Regions from separate parts of the Homo sapiens genome. Here region 1 is linked to region 2. Evidence: read pairs that join two places in POLR2A ChIA-PET (ENCODE). Cell type or tissue: OCI-LY7. All regions are shown on one strand. Each heading gives the region's core, and the rest is flanking DNA. Links, peaks and the distances in the headings are about the cores only. Region 1 overlaps DMD (dystrophin). Region 2 overlaps DMD (dystrophin).

What was found. Peaks named below come from ENCODE experiments on the same cell type or tissue, not always from the same donor. Only the 100,000 strongest peaks of a DNase experiment are listed, where the experiment ranks them.
Region 1: POLR2A ChIA-PET joins it to region 2 with 5 read pairs; 2 of 35 experiments call an interaction of 5 or more read pairs at or near these places.

The regions. Positions count from the first base shown.
Region 1 is chrX:31,352,592-31,369,259 of GRCh38, forward strand. The region is part of intron 60 of DMD (dystrophin); the gene reads right to left. Among named protein-coding and RNA genes, the nearest start is that of FTHL17, 290 kb to the left of the region's middle. In OCI-LY7, for the core only: no CTCF peak of the experiment used is centred there; no DNase peak of the experiment used is centred there.
Region 2 is chrX:31,134,755-31,145,640 of GRCh38, forward strand. The region is part of intron 76 of DMD (dystrophin); the gene reads right to left. Among named protein-coding and RNA genes, the nearest start is that of FTHL17, 68 kb to the left of the region's middle. In OCI-LY7, for the core only: no CTCF peak of the experiment used is centred there; a DNase peak (open chromatin) is centred at 1,677; H3K4me3 peaks cover 1,658 bases; H3K27ac peaks cover 3,283 bases.

The DNA.
Region 1 (16,668 bases), core at 5,227-13,226, 220 kb after region 2:
AGTTTCCAGTGTACATTCAATATTGTCAAGATTTTAAAATGAGATCAAAGTGAATTTCCATCTTCATAACTCAAACTTAAGAGAAGGTATGACAGCGAGAAGAATTAAGCATAAAATATTTCTTTCCACAAATTATCACTGGAGAAAGGTTTTGTGTGGATTGAATGCACAACTGGCTAAATAAAGAAACAAATTTATGAATGAGAAAAACTTGAAAGCAACCAAAGTCCTCGAAAGCTTTAGCTTGGGACTTAGGAACAAAGCACTTTATTCTTTGAGCAATTATGCAAGGAAATGAAATTTGATAATCTATTAAACGAGAGCCTCCATGCATTAGATCTTTCTAACTGGCTGTATGTTAAATCAATATACCGTGGTATATACAAAACAGGAAGCAAAAGCCAGAAATGATATACCTGTGTCTTATGTTCTGGCACAATCAGTTCTTTCCTTGGTGGTTTATTCATTTTATAAGTATTTGTTAATATTGAAAGAGATAGGCAAAAAACAAATGCTATAGTCCCTGATCTCTGCAAGTGTAAAGGTTTGGAGGTAAGAAGTAGTGACAAGCTGAAGAAAGGCTTGGGGCTGCAGAACAGTGGTGTTGAGGACGACAGTGAGATACAATTAGTTAGTCATGTTGAAAGCCGATGATGCAAAGCAAGGCGTCCCAGACTCTGAGGCTCAAGATTTACCCTGCAGGCAAAGAGAACCACTGAAAATTTCTGTGACATGACTCACTATTTTAGAGGAAAGTTAGGGTTTGGGAAGATCAGTATAGTGTAAAACAGATTCGAAAGGGCACCTGAGACTGAGATCAGAAAGAGGCTGTTGTAACTTACTAGACTTGGGTTGATATGCATTAGAATTAAGGCTGTATTGTATTCAATGTAAAAGAAGGTACATATGAGAAGGTATTTTGAAAGGAGGAAGAACTATCCAATTTGGTGTTGGAGATTAATATCTGAAGAAGCAAATAAACTCTTGGATTTCGAGTAAGGAAGACTGGGAGAATGAAGATATTGCTGGTGGCAATATGAAAATCAGAAAAGGAAGAAATAGCATATGTATGTATGAATTCATTTGGAACATAATGAATTTGTCCTAACAGTGAAACATTTAACTGGAGATGTCATGTATAGCCAGTTAGAGATGAACAATTTGTCTCAGCAATTAAAGAAAGGAAAGGGAAGTGAGACTAAAAGGGGTAAGAGTGAGCTTTGGAAGGTGAGCCAAGAAAGAAGAGATAAAGGAGTTTAAATAGAATGATTTAAACAGCCAGGAGGAACCCAATCTCTTCTGAATTAATAGGGCATGTCTCTGTTTCCTTTTATAAAAGTAATACAAATATAACATCTTTTTGGAAGCATACATCCTGTTTCAACTATTAGATCATAGATCACGAAAGCTTAGAACTGGAAGAAACCTTGATTGATACACGAGGGTCTATTCTTCAGAACTATCCCAGATGGGCAGAAAACTGCCATCTGGTCCATGAGAACTCATAATCTAGGTTGCAGCAATTCTTCAGTAAAAGCATCTCAGGAAAAAAAGGTCCTTTTTTATATGTTCCATGAGGACAGGGACACATCTTTCCCTGCTAAATCCTCAGTGAGTAGCACAGTACCTGGCATATAATAGGTGCTAAATTAATATTAGTTGAATGAATTAATGTACTGTTTATTCACGGATCTTTACTATTAACAACTATATTTTGAATGAATCATTTCTTTTTCAAGATCCCTGACACAAGCTTTTGAAAAACTTCCCTCCCTCCCTTCTTCCTTTCCTTCTTTTCTTCCTTCCTCCTTTTCTTCCTTTCTTCCATTTTTGATGATGAAAGTAAAAAAAAGAAAAGAAGAAAACCATTTAGATTCAATTTTGCCTATAATACTAGATTTAAAAATGTAAAACGGCAATTTATAAAACAACCCTGAAGTCCAAATCTCCTCCACATTTGTTTTACTCTAGTTTTTAAATAATCATATTTAAGATTTGAGAGTTATGAGGGCTATATATTATTCTCCTTGGTCTTCTCATTTCAGATGAGTTCTGTAGACAGTATACTGTTTGCAGAGACCTTCCTTTCTTAGCTTCAGTAAGAAATATCACTACATTCATTCAAAAGATATTGACTAGAATGTAAGTTTATTGTCCACAAAGACAGAGATCTTATCTGTCTTGTTAAGAATTTATCACAATGCCTAGTACATAGAAGATGATCAAGAAATACTGAATGGATGAATGAATGAAAGGCTTTTTGAGTTCCTCTTATTTGTCAGGCACTGAGATAAGTATGAATACGGTAGACTTGAAAGCGTAATTCTGGGTATAATGAATGAGCACCAAATCATCCAACTAAATTACGATACGACACACACTCTTAATTCCAAGCTGTGACTGTTTCCCAAAGCTCAGTCCATTCCTCTGTGTATTGTGAAAGATAAGCTTTATTTCATTTTTTCTTCAACATTGCTTTTAAATAAGCCAAAAGAATAAAAGAAAGAAAGAAAAAGGACCGATAACAACATCATGGCTCTTAGAAATTATTTCAAATAAATTTATCTAAATGTAAATGTTGGTTCTTTAACTTTGTTTTAGATTCTCAAGGGCTTCCACTTTGTCTTTTGACCTTTCTGTTAATTACTCTACTTTGAGTTTTATCTTCACTAGAAGTTTAGGAGAGACAGGCATTACCTCCCCATGTGGAAATACACTGCTAGGCAATGTGGTTTCTTCCTAGTGTCCAAGCTACATCTTACTGATTACTACATACATAAATCATGTTTACTCCAGTCTAGAGAAAATATGTAACTAGGAACGTATGTTTTGATTTTCTGGTTCTCAGTTTGTCTAGACCCTAGATAAATATCCATGGGAATGCAAGAAACAGACATGACACTTACACAAATGAGCCTATTAAAACAAAAACAAAAGCAAAAGACAGAAACTCTTGTGCTGTGATGCTAGTAAATAAACCACACATATGCACACAAATGACTCTCCAGTCTATTCACGAGTTTTTGTCCTGAAGTTTTTCAGTTTGTACAGTTTCTGTGTGCATGTGTCTGTGTTGGGGGAGGAACTTCCTCGTTCATTCTTACTCCCAAATCCTCACAAGTAACACTCATAAATACGTGCCCAAACATTATCCGGGAAACGCTCCTGAGACTGATTACAGTTTCAGTTAAAATCCTTTTAACTAATGGTAATCCCTTTCAGTTAAAATCCATTATTATTCTAATTCTGATTCTTTTGAGTTGTAACTGAAAAAATAATAAAAAAAAAAAAAGTCTGAGATAAGTTCTGGTCTTGATTTCAAACTCTCCTGGGCCTCCCAGAGTGCTGGGATTACAGGCATGAGCCACCTCTACCGGCCATCTTCTGGAATGAAGTTTTGTGATAGGTATAGCTCTGCGGCAAAACAACCTGGGCTTGTTGAATGCAAAGATTAACTGAATTGTCTTTCCTTTGAGTTTATTTCTGTGTTTTCCTGACATTAGGGCACTTAGGAGTTAAACAGTGTTTCTTGCGTTTGACTTCAGGATAGATCACGGGAAACAACTAGTGCTAACATGGCACTCACTCTGAGTAGGAGCATAATTCTTAATAGATTTTGTGTGACTTATGGCATTGATACTAATGCCGTGCCATCTGAGACCATCCTTAATCTACCTTTTAAGGTTCCTGCATCACAGCTTTTTTTCCTTCCATTTTATATTTCTGTGCTGACTTCTTTCTTAATCTGACTCCTTTTTTTATTCCCTCCTTTTTCTGTCCTTTCTCCTCCAGCCCTCCCCCTTTATTATGTTCTATACAACCTACCAGAAGAGTACACAGACTCTGCTGAGGCAAACAGTGCCTCAAATGAAGGGGCTGTGCATGCTTGCAAGACAAGCGAGGCAGGATATGAATAGGACTCCTAGCCTAGTGCCAGCCCAACGCTTCTCCAAGAACATTCTTCCTCTAATTCTGATGAACTCTGCCATCAAACTGGAAGGCAAGAGAGAACAAAACAGCAAGCTCTTTGTCCGTTGTTAAGCCTTTAATCTTTCACCTCACCGATTTCTAAAATGCACTTTGGATGTTTGTTTATTGGTTTTCTTGCTTATGCAACTGCCTCATTCTGTGATAATGGAGTCAGGTTATATCAACATTAAATTGACTTCATAGACCCAAGTACCTTAAGGGTATCATTCATTTTAATTTAGAAAAGCAGCAATCAACCTCCTATCCTGTTTCATTTGTCAAAATCTTTAGTTTTAATTACATCTACAGACTTATGAAAATTGTGACAGGAAGAGAAGAGATCATAGGAAGCATTTCTTCTGCCTTTTTTTTTTTTTTTTTTTTTGGTCTCAGAGAGAAAAGAGGAAAGTTGAATTACTTTGCCTGGAAGGTGATGTAACTTGATACAGATTTTATCTTAAAAAATAGGTTCCCTTTTAAAAGTTTTCCTAATGTATCTCATGATTTGCAACAGGAACTAAAGTCAAGTGGCTCTCACCTTACAACATCATTACATTAAATCATTTACATTCCAGCCTTAGCTATTTATTCTTGAGCTTTATTTATACCACATTTGGAAGATATCGTTCTCACAGAAATTTTCTGAGGCCATTGGAGCATTCCTTTCTAGGGGCATTTTGGCCCATAAGTAGCATAATGTTCACATGGTAATTACATAATTATGCCTCCTGGTATTTGAACACAGGAGTATTTCCAAGGAACAAAAGTGGCAATTTGAAATAATCATCAGTGAGATACCATAGAACTGGTATTGTCCGAAAAAAAAAAAAAAGACGGCATATATTAGGAAATTCATATTAACGAATGACTGAAACAGGTAGATAAATGCAAAAAGATAAAGCACTGGAAATCAAACATTTTCATCTCAGTGGCAGAAGCTTTTATATTTTGGGTAACAATATACTTGTAGATTTTCAGTTTGTTCTACTAAACACTTCTTTAATAAAGGCTGGAAGGGGGAATTTGCTGAAGTCTGCAACAACCCTTAACCGAGGAAATCAACCCTCCTTAAATCCCGTACCATCCTTGCAGCATTTCCAAAGCTTCCTGACCTTGACTCCCTTCACAGTCAATTTGACCACCACTCAAGGAAGCTTGTCCGCCAGAAGACCCTGTTTCCACTTCCCGGCTCTCCTCCTCTGGCAAGTGACTGAAAAGCGCCTTTCTTTTCTCTCACTGATGCAGAACTGACAAACCAGTATCAAGCCGTTCTTTACAAATCAATAAACCGGAAGATCTCATCTACTGTACTTCCAAATCCTACAACATTCTGTCTTCTCTCTTCTTCGCATATCATAAGCCACAAGTTATTTACTTCACGCTTCTTAGTAAAGGACAGGGGATGGAGCAATGTGCTTCCATTGTTTCTCTGTGTAGATGTGTGAGAACCAGAATTAAAACTCTGCCATGGACTCACAGTCTCTACGGTCTCTCTCCCTCTGTCTTCTTTGCACACTTCTGACCTAGCCCTCCTCTTCTCTCCCCCTGCCTCCCTCTTCCCTCATTCCCCCTCACCCCACCCCCAAGGCTGTTTGTAAGCTCCCCAAATGCTCATAAGACTTTCCTGAACTATTTCAGATATTTTCACTTCAACTCTAAACTAAAACTATTTTGTTTTTCCAAATGTGGCTTTACATAGTGCAGAAAACTACAGGGAAAACATCCAAAGTACAATGTGATCTTTTATAGGAGAAACAAAAGATTGAATTTCTAGGTCATCATGGAAGTAGGTACACTTCCCTGGGCGATAATCTGAGGTACTTTATAAGCTTCTTTCTTTCACGAAAGCAAGAAATCCTAAAATCCATCAAGATACGTGCACTGTGCCTCAACTCTCTTTTTAATCCTCAAGTGAAATCAACACAGTACAGTGTAATAAAAATGCATATAGCCCCAGGCTTTGTGCCTTAGCAAAGAGAGAAAAAATAAGCTTCCTGACTTCATATGTCTACTGTGAATAATCAGTCACTGCGTTTTTGGGATTTTGCTTTATAATCTTAACGTATAGCAGTGAACTCCATGTTTGTGGTGTGACAAGAATAAAGGATTCTTTTTCTTTCTTTAAAACAGGTTGTTCCCATATTTTCCATAAGAGAGACATGTGTCGGCTTAAAAGAAATGAAACTACAATGGTGTGAGGGAGGAATCTCCTGATTGTTAGCGTATATTTTCTGCATTTTACCTGAAATTGTCAACGAAGTGTAGGTAAAGTTAAGGCGGGGCCCTAGGCTGTTCAATAACGTGGCTAACATTTGGTTTGAGGGCCTTCTCAGTTCTGTTCCCAAATAGTCAGCCTTTCTTTCCCAACTGCTTGTCCTTAGCTGATTAGTAAATAACCCTAGGAAGATAAATGATTGTTCATAACAGGCTTCCAGTACCACAGCTGTGAGTATTTGCATTTTAAGTGCAACTTTAAATAATTAAGCCATTAATTACTCAAATACTTATTGAGTGTTTATAAGGCACTTTGCTAGGAGAGGAAGCAGAAAAAATAAAAATAAATAAGAAAACAAGGGGATGGTCTTTAGTGAATTTGTAGATTTGATATTTACAAATAAGCATAATAAAGTATTATGGGAAAGATTTTAATGTAGTGCAGTCATTCCCCAATTTGACAGTGTATCACAACTATTTGAGAACTTTTCAAAAAAATACAGATTCTTAGCTCGTCTAAATAATTTCTGATTTAGTTAATTTGAGGCTGAGGCTTGAGAATCTTTACTTTCTTTAAGTCTCCACAGATAGTTCTGATGTACAGCCTGGTATACATCCATCAGTGTAGTGGAAATGCCACGAATTTTATGACTCAGGAAGACCTGAGTTGGAGTCCCTTACTAGCTATTTAACCAGCATCTTATCTAACAGCCTGTGAACCTTAGTTTCTTTATGTGTTAATAGAAATACCACATAACAACACTACCAACAATGACAGTAATAATAGCAAACATTTATAGAGCATTTACTATATCCCAAGTGCTATTTCAAGAGCATTATAGGTATATTTCATTTATGTCTTTCTTATCAGAAGGTAAATTTGATGAGGGCAGGACTCAATCTATTTTATTCATTACTGTACCCCCAGGACCCAGGTCAGTGCCTGTCTCATAGTAGGTACCTAACTAACTACTTGAAAGAATGAACATCACTATGAGGAAAGTACACCATAGTGACCATTTTACAGATGAGGAAATGGAGGCACAGAGAATGAGATGTTGTAATGTGCACAGTTGGAGAGACCACTTTCTGGCACTCGGTATGTACTCATTTTTCTGATAACTGCAAATTGCTAGAACAAGCCTAAACAGCTATGGGGGTTACAGAGTATCTGGATGAAATTAATGAAGGAGGTTGCTTTGAAACTGGGCCTTCACAATTGGGTAAGCTTTTGATGGGCAAAAACAGAAGAAACACTCTGGGTGACAAGAGTAGAATGAGCAATTTTTTTTTTTTTGGCACTAGTAAAGGCCCGGATATGAAGGATAAACAGAAAAAGAGTTGAATAATACAAGGCTAGAAATGTAGCTTGGAGTCAAACCAGAGCTGTACTTGACTGTCAGGTTTAAGAATAGAGACTTCATTTAGTTGTTCATGGGAAGGCATTCAAATATTTTTTTAATAATTATTTTAAAATTGTATTTCTTTCAAATGCATTCACATGATAATAAAATTCAAGAAAAACAAAAAAAGTTATTTAAAAATCAAGTCTCTCTTTCACCATGTCTCTCTAGCCATTTTCTTCCCCATTCCCTGATGGCAAGTATTTCCATACTCTACATTAATTTTTTAAGTAAGAAAAATATTACGTTGGTGCAAATGTGATCGCAGTTTTTGCCATTGAAGGTAATGGTAAAACCACAATTACTTATGTACCAACCTAAATATCATTGTCAGAATGGTGTTTTAGGATGAATGAAAGCATGGAGAAAGCGAAGAGAGGATAAGCTGCCAGAAACGAAAACAAGAGATGTTCTGTGTTAAATGTAACAATATCAGAAAGTAGACTCAAGGAAGCCTCAGACTCTCACCCTAGGTGAGGAGGAGATGGATAAAAATCAGAAGGAACCACTGGTTTGTTGCAGCATAGTTTGATGTAATAGCAAATCAGTAAATCATGGACGGTTGAACAAAGACTGGAGGAATGATGGGAAAATTATGAAAGGTGTGGCAGTGAATTCTCCTTAAAGCCCCTCTTATCATTCATTCTCATTGTTAGCAAGATCCCTACCATAGCTGGGGCAAAAACAATGTATTTAACTAAAAATGAGCTAAGGCGTGTAAAGCGTTTAACAGCATCTGTTATAAGGTGAGCACTGAGTAAATGGTAACTGTTACTTATTTGTATTAAAAGGTGGGGCTGGGCATGGTGGTGCAAGCCTGTAATCTCTCACAGTGACCTGGGAGGCTGAAGTGGGAGGATCACTTGAACCCAGGAGTTCAAGACCAGCCTGGGCAACATAGTGAGACCCTGTCTCTTAAAAAAAAATAACACAAACAAAAAACATGGTGTCAGAGCAGAATACAATGGGGTGAGTTTGACAGACCCATCTTTAGGGGAAGTTCCATATCTAGCTTCCCTTTTTTATAGTAAATACTTGAGCTGGTTTGTTGAGGGTAACCCATACGATTTTAATCATTTACCAGGACTTAAATCTGGAAAGTATGACAGTTGGGTTCAAGAATCAATGATTCCACCAGCATTTTCAAGGGCTGCTATGTACACTGTACTGTATGTTCATCGTGTGGTGGATGGCAAAGATGGGACATGAAAAATTTCTTTTCTCAAGAACCTTGTGTCTTGCTGGGAGATGACTGCAGCTGAGACGAATTAGAGACTTTTGAACTGATAGTCTCTGTGTTATGACCAATAAGGGCAATATGTATTTTTGGAAGTGAGACAGCAGTGAGGCCAGGAGCAATCTGGGAGGCATCAGAAAAGAGGTGACACAGAACATCATTGTCCTAGGTCAGACTCAGTATCAGCAGCTTAGCATCTCATGTCCATGAGGAGTATTTTTTGAACAGGTATTTTGCATGCCATTTGTGATATAATCTTAATGATTCAGAGATTCCTGAGATTTCAAACAGTATCACTTATAGTGTCAATCTTTCCTTTATTTTAGTAAGCAACAAGTCATCATTCTCTTACCATCTTTTTTTTTTTTTTTTTTTTGAGACGTCCTGCTCTGTTGCCCAGTCTGGAGTGCAGTGGCATGATCTCAGCTCATTGCAACCCCTGCCTCCCAGGTTCAAGCAATTCTCCTGCCTCAGCCTCCCGAGTACCCGGGATTACAGGCATGCGCCAACCCACCCGGCTAATTTTTGTATTTTTTAGAAGAGATGGGGTTTCACCCTGTTGGCCAGGCTGGTCTCCATCCTCCTATCTTTTAACCATTTCACGGTTGTTTGCAAAGAACTTTCAAAATACAGTGATTAGAATGATTCGTTTTCTTGTCTTTTCCTTACTGTATTGAAATTGATTTTTTATGGTTAGGTGAATATAGATGATTAAATATAAAAGCATTGAATGATTTTGTGTTGTTTAGATAAAAACTGTGAATTTTGCATGAGTAAAGGGCTAGTATCGCTATTGTTCCTACTTGAAAATGATTTCAGTGCACTGATATCAAACTTTTTCTAGACTTTTCCAAAGTAATCGGAAATGCTCCAAATTTTGAAACTTTTTGAGTACTGACATGACGTCACAAGTGGAAAATTTCACACCTGACCTCATGTGACAGGTCACAGTCAAAACTTTTGTGTTTCACGCACAAAAGTATTTAAAATATTGTATAAAATTTCCTTCAGGGTATGTGTATAAGGTATATACGAAATATAAATGAATTTCATGTTTAGGCTTGGGTCCCATCCCAAGATATCTCATGAGGAATATGCAAATATTCCAAAATCCACAAAAATAAAAAATCCAAAACACTTCTGGTCCCAAGCATTTTGGATAAGGAATACTTAACTTGTTTTCCGATCTAACCTGGCCCTAACATTCAACTTTGTAATATATAATGAAGAAATAAAACAACAGAGTAAGGCCGGGTGCGGTGGCTCAGGCCTGTAATCCCAGCACTTCGGGAGGCCGAGGCTGGTGGATCACGAGGTCAGGAGATCGAGACCATCCTGGCTAACACGGTGAAACCCCGTCTCTAGTAAAAACACAAAAAAATTAAATTAGCCGGGCATGGTGGCGGGCACCTGTAGTCCCAGCTGCTCGGGAGGTTGAGGCAGGAGAATGGCGTGAACCCCGGAGGCGGAGCTTGCAGTGAGCCGAGATCGTGCCACTGCACTCCAGCCTGGGTGACAGAGTGAGACACCGTCTCAAAAAACAAAAACAAAAACAAACAAACAAACAACAGAGTAAACTTCCAGAGTAAACAAATCTATACCTCAGGGATATTTAAATATCAGAAATAAACTCATACTTTTGACTTACCATCTTCATAAGGCAATGCATATGCTGAACACAGATGATTCTTATCTGTTCACCAAACTAAGGTCTTTAAGGACTTTAACTACTAAGAATATTTACGTTAATTCAAGTTAATATTTGTTTTAAAAAACAGAATCTTTTAAATATTCAGGATATAGATGTTTCACCAATTCAATCTACCCTTTCTGGTCAAAAGTTAAATAAATTGGATGGAATCTCAAGTATTCATAACTACATATAAGAACAAAAACTATCAAGAATGTATCAACAAAAGGTTTCCGTGGCCTCTTTCAGTACACATAAGACATGTATCTTTTTTTTTTTTTTTTTTTTTTTTTTTGAGACAGAGTCTTGCTCTGTCACCAGGCTGGAGTGCAGTGGCGCCATCTCGGCTCACTGCAACTTCCGCTTCCCGGGTTCAAGCGATTCTCCTGCCTCGGCCTCCCCAGTAGCTGGGACTACAGGCATGCACCACCACGCCTGGCTAATTTTTGTATTTTTAGTAGAGATGAGTTTCACCATGTTGCCCAGGATGGTCTTGATCTCCTGATCTCGTGATCCGCCCACCTCGGCCTCCCAAAGTACTGGGATTACAGGCGTGAGCCACCGTGCCCGGCCAAGACATGTATCTTTATAGAGCAAGGTTTCTCAACTTCAGCATTATTGACATTTTGGCCTGGGCAATTTTTTGTTGTGCTATCTATCCCACGAATTATAGAGAATGCCTAGCAGCATCCACAACTTCTACCCACTAGATGCCAGTAGCACCTCCTCACCAGTTGGGACAACTGAAAATGTCTCCAGAAATTGCCATGTCCCCTGGGGGACAGACTTGCTCTTGGTTGAGAACCACTAGTGTACAGTAAACTTTCACCCTCTACTTCATATACACAGATATTGATGTTTGAGATAAGAGAGTCCTATTCTATGTCTATAACTGGTTGAGGAAGGAGAAGTTAACAGTCCCGAGTTATATACAGACTATTGTCAGATCTGCCCAATTCAGTATTCCTCTAATTGGCAGTCTTTGCTCTGGCATTCCTTGTTGTGCTGACACAGAGTCTAGAAGATCTGCATTGTGATCTGATGGCTTCCCTTGTTCAATTCTGCTTCCACCCCTATTTCTTCACAGGTGTTATTCTGCAATAAATCTGCCCTGGCATCTGCTTCTTGGAGGACTCAACCTGCAACAATAATCAATCAATCAATTCCACGATTCCATTCCCCTAGCCTAGGTGGGCATGTGACCCAATTTGGGCCATAAAGAGTCAAGCCCATACTTGACCAGTCTTTAAGCTCTCGGGTCAGAGTAGCTCTCTCTTTTCTGCAGGGTATGTTGAGGGTGTTAAGAGGATGGCAGGTGGGCCTGCAGCAATAGTCTGAAAGCCACCACTGTCACCAACACCCTTTTGTTTCTTAACTAATCTGAGTTGAGTTTTCTGTCACTTACAGCCAAGAGTCCAGCCTAATATACTTTATAATAAAGGGGAAACTACAGAAACATTTAAGAAAATTAGCATTGATCCTAAAAGTTGTTACAAATTACCTCATCACAATAACTATTCAGAGCAACGTATTTAAGTTGCTCAAGAACCACAAAGCACATTGCCTTTTTAAATTTAAAGAGACTTCATAAAAATGTGGGACAGAGCAGAATGGTACCCATTATTATAGAATGATTTTACCAACTGCGGCATTAATTCTCCAAAGATTTCCCCCAGTCTCATTATGAAGAAATAATAGACATAGAATACTAGGCTGGGTGCGGTGGCTCACGCATGTAATCCCAGCACTTTGGGAGGCCGAGGCGGGCAGATCACGAGATTAGGAGATCGAGGCCATCCTGGCTAACGGTGAAACCCCGTCTGTACTAAAAATACAAAAAATTAGCCAGGCGTGGTGGCGGGCGCCTGTAATCCCAGCTACTCAGGAGGCTGAGGCAGGAGAATCACTTGAACCCGGGAGGTGGAGGTTGCAGTGAGCCGAGATCACACCACTGCACTCCAGCCTGGGCGACAGAGCGAGACCCCATCTCAAAAAAAAAAAAAAAAAAAGAATACTAGATATTAGATGCCACAAGGTTATCAATATACACTAGTTTCGAGGCTTTTTGAAAATTTTGGTGCACCCCTATCCAGCATATCCCGCCCCTCTCTATTTCACATTCCCTGTTGCTAATATTAGGAAAAGAGAACGTTTACGTGAGTATGCTATTTGATTTGAACCAACCTCTCAGGGTCAATAATATTTCAGTATTTTGTGTGCAGCATTTAAGATTATAAAGTATGCCCATTTCAGCACTCCTTTTAAACAGAAAGATTTAGTTGAAAACTCAAAGCCACATTTGTCCACTGAAAGCTTTTAAAAAGCTTCATTTGTGAAAAGACACATTGACCAGAGCTGCTGGGGATCATTAATGAAAGCTGGATCTTCAAAGGAGATTCTGTGTTACAAAAAGGTACTTGGACATTTTGGCTAAGCTGCAGACCACCTGTGATTTGGCCATTTGATAGAGGGTTGGTTGTTGACAGGTCCTAAGAGATACCCCCTATGTCTCTTCTTTTTAAAATTGTATTAAAAGATTTGTATCATGGGCTCCCTATTTAAAATGAAAGTCTGGGCAGCTGCCCCTTTTACTCCGTCTAGAAGAAGGTACCTTACATTTTCTAACATGAGTTTTCCATCAATAATTGTCTGCTATGACACCAAAGTATTCCCCACCTCCTGGCTGGAGAGCATGTTGTCTTGGTCATCTCCTCTGTTATGTTGGAGACAGAGTGACACACGTAGGTGAATGGGGTCTAAACCAATTAAATCCTTGTCTGGGTCTAAACCGATTAAAAAGGAACTCAAATCTATTTTCTCTCAGATTGGGAGAGTCCACGAAAATAAAAAAGCCAAACAACAGAAATGCTGCCCAGTTGCACAGGATGTTGCTATTATCTAGCATTTGCACATCAATTTATGTTTTCAAACTCATTGACAGTCACTAGTTACCGGCAGGCACTCTGTTAAGAAGTAGAGAACTCTAAGCTGAGTTTTGACCATAGATTCCCGGAAGTGATTTACAAGATCATTTTCAAATTTGTATGACCAAAAGGCATTTTAAATATGATTTTAAATTGCAAAGGGACGAAATCATGGGCTTCTTGTGTTTCTTTGGATGCCAATCACATTACTTCGAGAGCTGGCATAGGTCGTGGATGTCTCAGGCTACGCACCACTGATAACACAAACTATGCGGGCACTGGAGCAGAAAGATATGAGCAGAGGAAGAGAGATAAGTGGTGCCTCTAAGACCCCAGAAAGTGGTTTTGAACCCTTGTGGATCTCACTGGAAAGGGATTAGGAGAATACCACCTGGCAGAAGACCATTCTCTTATTAAGGCTGATCCACTCTCTCTCTCTCTCAAAAAAAAAAAAAAAAAAAAAAAAAACATAAAAAAAAAAATAAATAAATAAAAAAGATAAAAGAAAAAAAAGAAAAAAAACTTAAGTAGGAGGGAAAGTCTAGAGTTGACAGAGCTGAAAGGCTCTCAAAATTTTAAGACTTTTTTTTTTAAGTGTCTTAAAATATTTTAGGGACTTTAACTTTGTCTTAGTAAAGATGATAAAATTAAGTTCACTACACACTCATTCTTTTTAGAAGCTTTTCACCTCCCTTTTAACTGTGTGCATTTAATTTGTGTAATAATCACTGTATGTCCCCTTCAATGTCCTTTTGTATCTTTTTTTTTAGCATTTTAGTCTATTTCTGTCTGTCTGATTTTTTTCTTCTATTCAAAGACATTTTCTCCTCTATTATAGCTTTATTTAATGTTTCCCTTATGCTACAGCATAAGTGCCTTTTTTTCTCCATCCATATCTCTAAATTAGGGGGTCCCTCTTCCTTTTCTATGCAGCAGTCTGTCTTCAGCATGATGTCTTCACTTTTCTCTATTGTAGTCTCTTTTGTGATTGGCCAATAGCAAAATGAAACTTACTAGAATCCAATCCCAAAAGCACTTTAGAAGGATGGAATCTTATCATTTACTCCCTGAATCACTATCATCAGTACAGTTGGTGTAGAACGGTATTCCATTCTGGGGCTCATTGGATAAGTATGAGTTCAACCTGGCAGCTATAAAATAACCGGGGGAAAATCTTGTTCCTTTCCTCCTTTATAGCTCGGAAATTTGTGAGTGACCTTGCTTCTTTATTTCTAATTATGCCCTATGGAAAAATAACGCCTTTTTTTTCATTTATATTGTATAGTGCCTAAGATTTTTGGGGGCCTTTAATGAACAGCAGTACAATTTCATTTTCATTTTACAGGATATGCAATATAATTTTGAAAAATTAAACTACATGCTCGAGGAAGGATTCAACATTTCCGGAGAACCTAGCATTTTCCCTCAGAAGACTAAAATTAGATCCTGTTTTAATGACTGTCCCTGCAACACTGACTTCTATGTAATGAGAATGTTTCCATGTTCCTGCTGACAGACCACCTACTATTCTTTGCTGATGTGGGGCTGATAATTCTGACAATCAATAATAATAATTGTATAAACATTAACATGTATTGAGTGCGTGCTTTGTGCCAGGCACTGCACAAAGTGCTTTATAATGATTATTTCATTTGATCTTTGTAATAACCCCATGAGTTAAGAATACAAATGCTCTGGCATATCAGAATTGTTCACATTTGATGGTTGACTCAATATCGACTTTTAAAAACTGTCTAGAAACCTCCCACGACACTTACTGCACTGATGGTTCTCCATACTCCTCCAATGACACAAAGCCTATCCTGCTTTGAATTCTTGTATTATTATTATTCATATAGGGAGAATTCAACAAATAAACAGGTATTCTATTGACACCAAGAAGACTGACACTGCCGCTGCTCTGCTCCACTTTGAGGTTTGTAGCAAATATGTCTGGTGCTTGCATCACATCTTGTCAGCCCACCTGTGATTCCAGTGTCAGCAGTAGTGGACGGTTCTGTGCAAGTTCTAACTCGTGCTGTATAGCCAGCATCCCTTCTCAAAAGGGATCCCTGAGCCTTTCAGCTTTCTGTTCTAGGTTCCCCTGACCCCCATGACATGGGAGCTTCCTGGGTGGGCAAGCATAGCCAGCCACAGGGGTTAGTGCTTTGGCAGCAATTCTCTTTTTCCCCTCCCAACTTCTGCACAGTGTTTATTGAGCTTACTCATATCATATAGTTCACAGCTTTGATAGAAAAACTTCTTGTTTCCTTTTTGTATTTATACTTAGATTTTCTACATTGTTTTGAATCTTTCCGACGTTGTGTGAAGTTCAGAGCAGCGGAAAAGGCAGGGGTGCACTGGAGAGGATGTGTCCCACTCAGATCCAATGCTTGCCCATATCAGATGAAAAAGGAATCAATTCTCAACCAGTGGGAGCAGGAGCAGGTATACACATGCTCTGGCTTTCCATATTTCAGGCTGTAGCTACCTATATCCAGATTTGTTTTCTTCTGTACACTTCTCAACAGTTCCAGAGAATTGCTCATCTTTCTTTGTCGCTTCATTCTTCTTGTTCTCTTATTCCTGCTTCTTAGAATTACTTGCACCCAGGTCCCCCCGCCCTTTTTTTTTTGAGACAGAGTCTTGCTCTGTCGCCCAGGCTGGAGTGCAGTGGTGCAATCTCGGCTCAGTGCAGCCTCTGCCTCCCGGGTTCAAGAGATTCTCCTGTCTCAGCCTCCCAAGTAGCTGGGATTACAGGTGTGTGCCACCAAGCCCAGCTAATTTTTGTATTTTTAGTAGAGACAGGGTTTCACCATGTTGGCCAGGCTGGTCTGGAACTCCTGACCTCAGGTGATCTGCCCACCTCAACCTCCCAAAGTACTGGTATTACAGGCATGAGCCACCATGCCCGGCCCGAGGTCCCTTCTTGATTCTGTGATGAGGTAACCCCTCACTACAAAGCCAGGTCTTAGGATAGGTCTCACCATCATTAAACCTGGACTCTTGGAGAAGGCAAATGTGAATACCATTAAAAACCAGAATCTGTGATGTTGACAGTGGAAAGTCTACATCACTCATTATTTAAGACCCTCTTTGTCATCAATAAATGTTCATGGAAATTCAGGCACTATCTTAGGTCCCACTGCTGAGGCCGGGATTTAATCCAGAATCTGATAACAAGATTTGTTGGAACTTCTGCCTTAGGGCAGGAGAAAACAATAAGAAAGA
Region 2 (10,886 bases), core at 296-8,295:
TGAAATGTGCCCCGCACATAGAAATGATAAATACATGAGATAATGAATACTCTAAATACCCTGACTTGATCATTAACACATTCTGTGTATGCAACAAAATATCAAATGCACTCCATAAATATGTACAAATATTATACTACAGTAAAAAACAGGCTGGGTGCGGTCGCTCATGCCTGTAATCCCAGCCCTTTGGGAAGCCGAGGTGGGAGGATTGTTTGCTGCCAGGAATTTGAGAGCAGCTTGGGCAACATAGTGAGACCCTGTCTCTATTTAAAAACAAAAAAACAAAAAAACAAAAAATAAATTTAAAAGTTAAAAAGAATAAAAGAAAAAGTCAATTGAAAAAGGTAAAACTGACAAGCTCTCTTTTGTGCCCCATTCACAAATGTGAAACTTTGTTCTATGTAATAAAATAAGTATTACTGCACACTTGCAGTGCTGTCTCCTCAACACAAAAGAGTAAGAATTGAACACTTTGCAGTCACTTCATGAAGGTAAGAAGGGAGTTGAGACACTGAGGTCTTTTTTTCACTCTTTGTTTTGACATTTAACCAAAAATACAAACGAAACTCAAGTACCTTTAAACTCCAATGTAATAGAAATAAAAATAGTATATATCCTATATAGGTAATGAAATATGAATATTCTAAAAACTGTAGATATGGCATATATTGGAGAGTTATGGTCCTTTCCTCTGTTACTTGGGACTACTTTATCATAATTATGTTTTGGGTTTTATAAAGAAGACATTACAAACATTTTGACTGTTTATGTGAGGAGAGAATGATGATCTGGAAGCAAAGAAACCTATGGATGGATGATATTCACTGGGAATGGAAATCTCCTTGTAGATTTTGTGAATCTGTGTCTGTATTGTTTGTTCATGTGTTAAAGAAATACACTTCAAACAGCATTTGCAAGTTAAAGGGAAATTTCTTAGGTGCAAACAAAATTAAACTTTAAAGGTCCTTTGAAACTAACTTTTCATAATATACAATCTTCCAATAGTGAAAATAACTTCTATTCAAGCTCTGTTTGTTTTGCACATTGTCACTTCCATCTAAAACAAGACCTTGCTTTAGCAAGTCAACCATAATGAACTTAATTAGGGACAACCTCAGGTTTACATCTGACTTGGAACTGCTTCGGAAGCCAGTGACTAAATGACTTAAATATGCTTCTCATTCCCTTTGGTCTATGCCACTTGGATTTTCATGTTTGATTAGAATCCTGCATTTATTCCTTTTTTTTTTTTTAACAGCAGAAGCTAAAAGAATCATTGCCAATGCTAACCATTAAGACAAAATCATATTCTAGGTGGATGTGAGGCTTCATATTTTTATTAGAATGGAGGGATAAGAACGTAAGGTAGATAAAAAGCCTCAGACTACATGAGTCTCCTGGTAACATACCACAGGAAACCTCTTTGCAATATTAAGTACAGGAAATGGGTGCTGAAGAATTAAGGTCACAAAGCAGAAAAGGAATAGTTACAAACTCTCTCTCTCCTCTTTCTCTCTCTCTTCCTCCCCCCTCACACACATGCACTATTTGCTTAAGTTTATGCCTTTAGAAAAAGAAGTGAAATTCACTATTTTTAGTTTCATTTTTCTTGCGGTTTTAAACTACCATTATCTGGTGAAGATGAAATGAATGAAATACTACCAAGAGGATCAAGATCCTGACAACTGCAGGGCTGATTACATCTCTCTGTTTCATTACTGATGCAAATTTTTGCGGAACTGGGAAACATGAGGCATTTTTAATGGCAGTAAGTCCACTTCAGTGACAGTATGCCTCACTGAATAAATCAGAACCAAGAGAACATCATGAACGACGCTCATGAACATCGATGTTAATATTTCTGACAGTTTAATTACATCATATTGGAGCTCTAGGAACTCAATTGTACTGTGTTAAAATTCAGGTACAGTTCAATGAAGTGACTGGCATTCCTGTTCCTGAATTATTTCAAAGATCAAATTATAAAGTATAAACCTAATGATGTCAGCCAAGTTTATTTTTCCAGATAAACTCTCTGTGAGTCTTTAATATGAGTGTCCAAGTATAATACAAATGTAAAATTGGCTTCTTTGCTTTAATGGAAAACTTTTAAGGCAGTGATAATTGTATCCATTCAGACATTTTTTTGAGTGCCTATTACATTCTAGGTAGTATAAAAACAAGTAGAGTATAATCTTGTTTTCTTCTTTTCTCCATATTTTCATGATTTCTCAAGATGGTTTTAATGCATTGCTTTTTTTCTCTTTTTCTTTTTTTTTGAGATGGAGTCTTGCTCTGTCACCCAGGCTGGAGTGCAGTGGTGGAATCTCGGCTAGCTGCAACCTCTGCCTTCCGGGTTCAAGTGATTCTCCTGCCTCAGCCTCCTGAGTAGCTGGGACTACAGGCGCGTGCCACCACGCCTGGCTAATTTTTTATATTTTTTAGTAGAGACAGGGTTTCACCGTGTTAGCCAGAATAGTCTCAATCTCCTGACCTCGTGATCCACCTGCCTCGGCCTCCCAAAGTGCTGGGATTACAGGCGTGAGCCACCACGCCCAGGCTCATCTCTTTTTAAGAATCGAAATCAGACATCACATATGTGCATGAGTAGAAGTGAATCAACTCATTGAAAAATGCTTAATGCCTAATATTTTCTGTGTCAGAATATATTGTAAAAGTTAAAACAGCTAAATGAAACCTGAAGTTAAAGTAATACCATTGTAATATTTGATACTAACCCAGATTTTTAAAATGCCTTTTAAAAACCACAAAAGTTTAAAAACAGTAAGATTCATTTATTTATTCAAATATTTATTAAAATCCAACTATATATGCCAGGCACTGTTCAAATGGTTGAACAGTGCCTGGCATATTGTTCACTGAAGATATAGCAATAAGCAAACAAACCCCACCCACACACTCTCTCTGTGAAACTCGCATTCATAAGGAGGCACACAGGCTTAACAAGTAAATAAGTAAACTATATAGGTATCTTGAGTGGTGATGAACACTCTGAGGAGAGGGCTAGCAAGGGACAATGAGAGTCATCAGAAAGTGGAGTCTTGGAAGTCCTCATTGATGAGATGCAGTTGAGCAAAAGCTTTAAGAACTGGAGGGTATGAGTTGCACAAGTATTTGAGGGAAAAGTGCTCCAGACAGAAGGATTGGCAAATGCAAAGACTCTGAGAGGAGAGTGTGACTGGCTTCCTCAAGCACAGCAAGAAGTCTAATGTAGATAAAGCAGAGTGAACAAGAGCTGGGAAAACAGTACTTCCCTGGCCTGGGGATTCGGATTTGGCCACATAACCTGCTTTGGAAAATGGAATGTAAGCGGGCATGACAAAAGTAGAGGCTTAGAATGTCTTTGACTGGTTGGGGTTGCCCGCTTGTGTTTATGTGCACAAGAAGCATATGGCCCAGGTAGCTTGCTAGCCCAAGAAGGATGAGAGACATGTTGAACAGACCTGAACCCAAACCACAACTTGGTGTCAAGTCCAGCTGATTGCCAGCAAAAGTTCAGCCAAACAACAGATGCGTGAATGAGAAATATGCAACTTGAGAATTTTGTGGTTATTTGTTATGCAGCAACAGCTGACTGATACACTATTATGGGCATGAAACAAGCCAGATATAATATTTATGGCTTGTCTAATCATACACTATGTAGCTACAACATAATAGGTGTATTAATCCATTTTCACACTGCTATAGAGATACTACCTGAGACTGGGTAATTTATAAAGGAAAGAGGTTTAATTGACTCACAGTTCCAGATGCGTGAGGAGGCCTCAGGAGGCCTCATGATTATAAGTTTAGAATCATGGTGGAAGGCAAAGGGGAAGCAAGGCACCTCTTACATGGCAGCAGGAGAGAGAGAGAGAGAGAGAGAGAGAGAGAGAGAGAGAGAGAGAGAGAGAGAGAGAGAGAGAGAAGGGGGAAGTGCCACACACTTTAAAAACCATCAGCTCTCCTGAGAACTCACTCACTATCACGAGAACAGCATGGGGGAAAACTTCTTCATGATCCAGTCACCTCCCATCAGGTCCCTCCCCTGACACGTGGGGATTACAATTTGAGATGAGATTTAGGTGGGAACACAGAGCCAAACCATATTAATAGGCAACCTCAAAATATTTCTGACTCTAACAATAATACCTGTCATCACAAGCCCCTCATCACCAAAAACAAAAACACCTTTTCACTTTTTTCACTTATTCAACAAGAAAATACTGAGTTCCAGTTGCACACTAGAGACCTGCACAGCCCTTATCCCTACTTCACAGATTCATTGCCTGCTCAAATAGCATATTGCTAGTCTTTGGGGGATTTTAAACTTAGTTGATGGCAATGCTTTAACACTTAAACTTGACTCTACTCCAAGGTGATTTCCACAAACATGCATAAATAATAGATGTCAGTGTGGATGTGGTGAAAACAGAACACTTTTACACTGCTGGTGGGAATGTAAACTAGGACAACCACTATGGAAAACACTATGGAGGCTCCTTAAAGAACTAAAATGTAGAACTACCATTTGATCCAGCAGTCCCACTACTGGATATCTACCCAAAGGAAAGGAAGTCATTATGTGAAAAATATACTTGCATACCAAGATTATAGCAGCGCAATTCATAATTGCAGAAATACGGAACTAGCTTAAATGCCCATCAACCAACGAGTGGATAAAGAAAATGCAGTATGTACGTGGTGTTTATATACACACACACACACACACACACACACACACACACGCCATGGAATATTAGTCATGAAAGGAATGAAATAATGGCATTCACAGCAACCTGGATGGAGTTGGAGACCATTACTCTAAGTAAAGTAACTCAGGAATAGACAACCAAACATTGTACTTTCTCACTTATAAGTGGGAGCTAAGCTATGCGGATGCAAAGGCATGAGAATGATACCATGGACTCTGGGGACTTGGGGGGAAGGGTGGGAGGGGGGTGAAGGATAAAAGACTACACGTTGGGTACAGTGTACACTGCTCAGGTGATGGATGCACCCAAATGTCAGAAATCACCACCGAAGAACTTATTCATGTAACCAAACACCACCTGGGTTCCCTGAAAACTACTGAAATAATAAAAAGAGAAAAATAATGTTTTTTGGATTATTAGCTATTTGGTCTTCCTGGCTTGTCTGATTGTGGTCCAAATAAATCACTGAAACATTTTTTAAAATAAGGAAAGACATAGTCAAAGTTAAATAGTACCGTGATATAGCAAAATATGATAGTCTCCTTTAATCACTGCTGAAGTGAAGAAAAAAGAAGTGGGATGACTCAATTTAATCCGAGAAAAAAGAAAAGGAATGCTTTGCCATGGCAAGATATTCTTCAGTCTTCTGAAATATAACGATGGTTTCAGATCCCTTTCTTGAAGGGAAGATATCCCATCTGACTCACTTCCCTTTGATTCAAACGCTGATAATGGTTCTATCTGCTTAAAAAGTGATTTTAGCCAGAACCTACGCAGCCTATGCAGAATAGACACAAGAATTACTCCTGTGTTTTTGTCTGAATCTAAACAAATTATTTTCTCTTTTTTTTAAAAAGGAGCTGTGTACAAGAAATTATTTTTTCTCATAAAGGGGGCTGTGTATGAACAAATACGCCCACCAACATTTTTCTTTGGATTTTAACCAGTTTCCGACTTGATGTGTTATTATCTTAGTACTTGTGTATTTCCTGCCTTTCTCCAGTATTTTTTAGAAGAAAAAGCACACTGATGTATCCAATACCCAACATTTGGCTACAATTAATTTTTTTCCATATGATATAGGACCGATGCTTTCAATTTCACACATAAATTCTGTGTGTAACACCTTTAACATATTATGGTGTACAATGTTGTTGCTGATTATTAGCTGATCAGTTGTGAATGGTGGTGAAAGATACTGAAACTAGTAGCTAAATTTCCTAAACGTGTGGGCTGTTCCATGTGTACACAAGAATGTATTATGCTTGATTTCTAAAATATTAACTCAACAAGCACTTTACTGATTGTTTGTTGCACAGAGTATCCTCATACAGTAACGACAATGAGCAAGACTTACATCCTGTCCTTAAGGAGCTTAAGTTCTAGGGAGTTGTAGGCAGAAGAAAGAAGTACTAGTAACTGGCTGAAAACATGGCTGGGTGTGGTGGCTCATGCCTTTAATCCCAGCACTTTGGGAGGCTGAGGCGGGTGGATTGCTTGAGGTTGGGAGTTCAAGAACAGCCTGGCCAACATGGTGAAACCCTGTCTCTACTAAAAATACAAGAAAAAGTAGCCAGGCATGGTGGCGAGCCTGTAATCCCAGCTACTCAGGAGGGTGAGGCAGGAGAATCGCTTGAACCCAGGAGGTGGAGGTTGCAATGAGCTGAGATCGCACCACTGCACTCCAGCCTGGGCAATAAAGCGAGACTCCGTCTCACACAAAAGAAACAACAACAACAACAACAACAACAACAACAACAAAACCAGAATGATATAATGCATGATTAAGTTCCAAAAGAAAACTCACTGAGTGAAAAGAAAGGATGCTATATTTCAGGTTAAGAACATAATGTACTCAAGGCCAAAGAGCACATTTATTCTGTTGTCAAACAGAAGGCATAAAATGCTTAAAGAGGGGAATAATATGATATAATTTGAATGGTAGAAGAGGAACTGAAGTTTCTGGAAGATAGCTTAGAAAGGGAGAGAGACCAAAGGCAGAGGAACCAATTAGGAAAGTATTCATATTGTCTGTTCAGGTAACACATGATGAGGGCTAAATTTGGGCAGAAGTAGCTGAATTGAAGAATTTTGCTCTTTTTCATAAGTAGCAAAACACACTGACCTTGGTGACTGGATTGATGGTGGTGGAACATAGCTAAGGAAGGCAGGTAAAGGAAGAAGGGGTAGAAAATGACTTTGTATAGATTGGGAAATTGGAAGAGATGCTCCAAAGGTTGATCATGATTTCAGATTAGGCTATATTTTTATTTATAATTTTATCCAGAAGATGCTCAGGTGGGAGGTCTGGGCTGGAAATCTTGACTTAAGAGTTGTCAGCATAGCAGAAGCCAAAGTATGGAAGGAGCGCCCAGGGAGAGTGAAGAACGGTGAAGGGGATGGAGAATCTTGAGGAAAACCTTGATGTGATGTACTGAGGATACCTTACCTATATGGTAATCTGGCATAAAACATTTAACCCGAACCCAATCACTTGGATACAAGCAGACAAATTCAAATTGGGGGACATTCTACAAAACATCTAGCCCGACCTCTTCTAATATATCAATGTCATGAAAGATTTAAAGAGGCTGGGAAAGTGCTTCAGATTAAAGGAGACTACAGGGACATCACTGATCCTGAATGTAAAATATCGCTATGAAGAATATTAATTGGCAGAATTGGAGGTATTTGAATTTAAATTCTACATTATATAACAGTATTGTTCTTTTTGAGCATGATAATTGTGCTTATGCAAGAATATCTTTCATTTTAGAAGGCACGTGTTCAAGTGTTTAGGGGTGAAGTGTTATGTATGAAACCTAACCATTGAGTGGATCAGTGAAAAAAAAATCCACAAACTATATACACGCATGAATATGATTAAATATGCACATAAAATATAAACATATACAGTATATAAAAATATGTTAACATACAGATATACATGTTAATCTAAATATATGCAATCCATTTAACAACACATGAATGTAAAAGTACATAAATAAATAGCTATAAAGCAAATGTGGCAAACTGTTGAATTAATTGCAGTTTTGCCATAAGTTTGAAATTGTTCTAAATAAAAAGCTAGGGAGCCATTATGTCATAAACCTCAAATGTACATGATAAATTTTTTAAAAAGCAAAGGAACAGTTTAATTTTTAAATCAATAAAATATAAAATGCTTCAAAAAACAGTAATCTGGTGGAAAGTTAGGAGTCATCAGAGATAAGGAGTTGTCTGGACATCACAGATTTGTATATGGAGCCCATGAGAGCCAATAGGGGATAAACATTGTTAATTGCTATTTTGTTCTGTATTTGCTTCCTCCAATAGAATGTACGTTTCATTAGCACATTGTCTCAGTAAGAACTGTACAGAATACAAATGGTACATAGAGACTCAGTGATAAGTATTTCATGGCTTGAGGAAATATGTTGACTCTTTAGACACATCACCTAATATGACTTGTCTCATGTTTCACTTAAAAGAAAATCAGTCATCGGGGTTGCATATTTAAAGAATGCAGCTCTATCCAGAATGTGGTTCAGCAGATCCCAGCCTTGTATCTCAAACCTTCAAAGCCCAAGTATATACACTGCATTTATTTAAACACCTGTGTGCATCCTTCAAGAAGACGGTAAGGCTTTTTTCCTTTTTAAATGAAGTTAGCTTATGCAGTTCGATATGGTTTGGTTCTGTGTCCCCATCCAAATCTCATGTTGAATTGTAATCCCCATGTGCTGCGGGAGGGGTCCGGTGGGAGGTGACTGGATCATGGCGGCGGTTTCCCCCATGCTGTTCTCATGATAGTGAGTTCGCATAAGATCTGATGGTTTAAAAGTGTGGCAGTTCTCCCCTCGCTTTCTCTCTCCTGCCGCTATGTAGCACATGCCTTGCTTCCCCTTCACCTTCCCCCATGATTGTAAGTTTCCTGAGGCCTCCCCAGCCTTGTGGAACTGAGTCAATAAACCTCTTTCTTCATAAATTACCCAGTCTCAGGTAGTTCTTTATAGCAGTGTGAAAACAGATTAATACACAGTTCAAGAAAAAGTACCCTTGAATTCAGTCTTTTCTTTCAGAGGACAAATTTAACACAGCTTATCCATTTTATGCCAGCAAGTTATCTCTTAGCTTAGCCATTGGAATATAGCACTTTTGTCCTGGTATTCAGTTCTACCATGATCTTTTTAGCTCCACAGATCATCAGGACCACATCCTAATGTGCACTTTAATTTGAGTGCTTTAACGAGTATGCTGCCTATTCGCCATTGTCAACGACCTAAATAATTATTAATGCTTCTAAGCACCCAGGGCTCTGAATCTGACCACTAAAATATGTAACTTAGTTTCATATGCTTTACTTACTTAAAAAAGGGGGAAAATCCTGAAGTAGAAAAAAATAAGAGGTACTAAAGCTCAGTTGTTTTCAGAATTTACAGACTTTGCAAATGCATACAGTTGTTTTTCATGTAGTGTGTTGTCATTTACAATCCCAACAGTTTATTAGCTATATTCAGATCTCAGGTGGAGGGAGATAATCTGACACAGAGATTGCCTTAAATCATGGAGGTGTAGTAAATTCAGGAAAATAACCTCAAACATATCCTTTTCCTTCTCAAAAAAATCAAAACCTGGCTTTCCTACAAGATTTGGCTTCTCCAGAGGAGGATGTGCCTCTTCCCACTGCTCCAGGTTCTTGAACTTCATCACATTTATTTCAACTACCCTGTCTCTTTCCTCAGAAATGTTCATCTCCTCAGAGCCCTCGTCCATCTTCTTCAACATCTTTTCCATCCTGATCTACCACTGTCGTCAGGATCTGGACCTCACCCCTCTGCTGATAAGCTCAGCAACGTTGGTCTCATCAACTCCATGAACTGTACTCCCTACCCCTCAGTGATCTCCAAGTAAAATCTTCAGCAGCTCGCTGGGAGGCACCATGTTAGATGTAGAAATTGCTTGAAAGTATTTTACTTCCATGATATCCAACTTTTGAATTTTCCCGACTGTGATCTCCAAATTTTTCGCCATAAAACTCACCCACACCCCTGACTTTTCCTTTCTGTCCTATCCATTTTGGTTAAGGCACTTTGCCTCCCTTTATTCTACCCTCATGGAAGAGCTCAAGTATGAAATGAATTCCTGAACACATCATCATATCAGGCAATAGAGCTGTAAGTGTATGGAATCAAGGAGTCACAGGTCTTTTCTATTCTGTGAGGTAAGATTTGAGAGGACCAAGTATATAACCAGTTTAGGTCCCAGGGAAAAGTAAGGAGAGAGGATGGAGCTGACTCCTACTGGGCCTTTACAGAGAAAGAGAAATGAGGAAGGGGGACCAAGTATTTGTGGCCTTCATAAAACCCTCTATTGTCTAGCCAGACACAGCAGGAAAAACCAATGAGCAGCTGGCTAGGAACCCCTGTCCTAGCCATTCATTACCACTGTAAAATGCCCTACTCTTGTTTTGACCTTTGATCATTTATGCCTCATCAGCTCCACCTTTCTTAGAACCTAGTCCTAGGCAGAGAACATTGCTAAGAATGAGAACAGAACATGTGGACCATTTCCTCAACAAATTCATCCAACTTTTGCCTAAGGCTTCCTTCTTACTTGGTAATGTTTCAAAATTGTCTTCACTTTCCTTAATCCTCATTCATTTTAAGATTACCTAGTCTTTCATTTCATTGAAACAGAAGTTTTCCACCTTCCCTTCTCTTGGCCTAAAATGGTTTCTCAAAATTACCCAATGCATTTATAGTGACCCAATGGACTGTGATTTATTTTAATTTCCATTGAGCTCTCTTTAGCATTTCACCTTTTTGTCACATCTTCCTTGAACCTCCCTACTTATCCATCCTTTACTATCCCATTACCCAAATGGAGGTCTTTTCCAAGGCACTGGATCGAAGCACCTGTGTTATAGATTTTATAGATTTCTCATCTCACACCCTTCAGCAATCAATTCTATGAAACTCATTCTCAAATCTCTCCAGTTTGCCCACTTACTTCAAGTATAGATCTGTATCTTAATTTCTTTTGGGACATGACTTAGAAGACCTGTCAATTTCTCAAACACATTATGTCCACAATCAGAAGTTTCACTATCTTCTTCCAACCAAATCCTCTCCCTTCATTCCTCTTCTTACAATTTGCACTCAG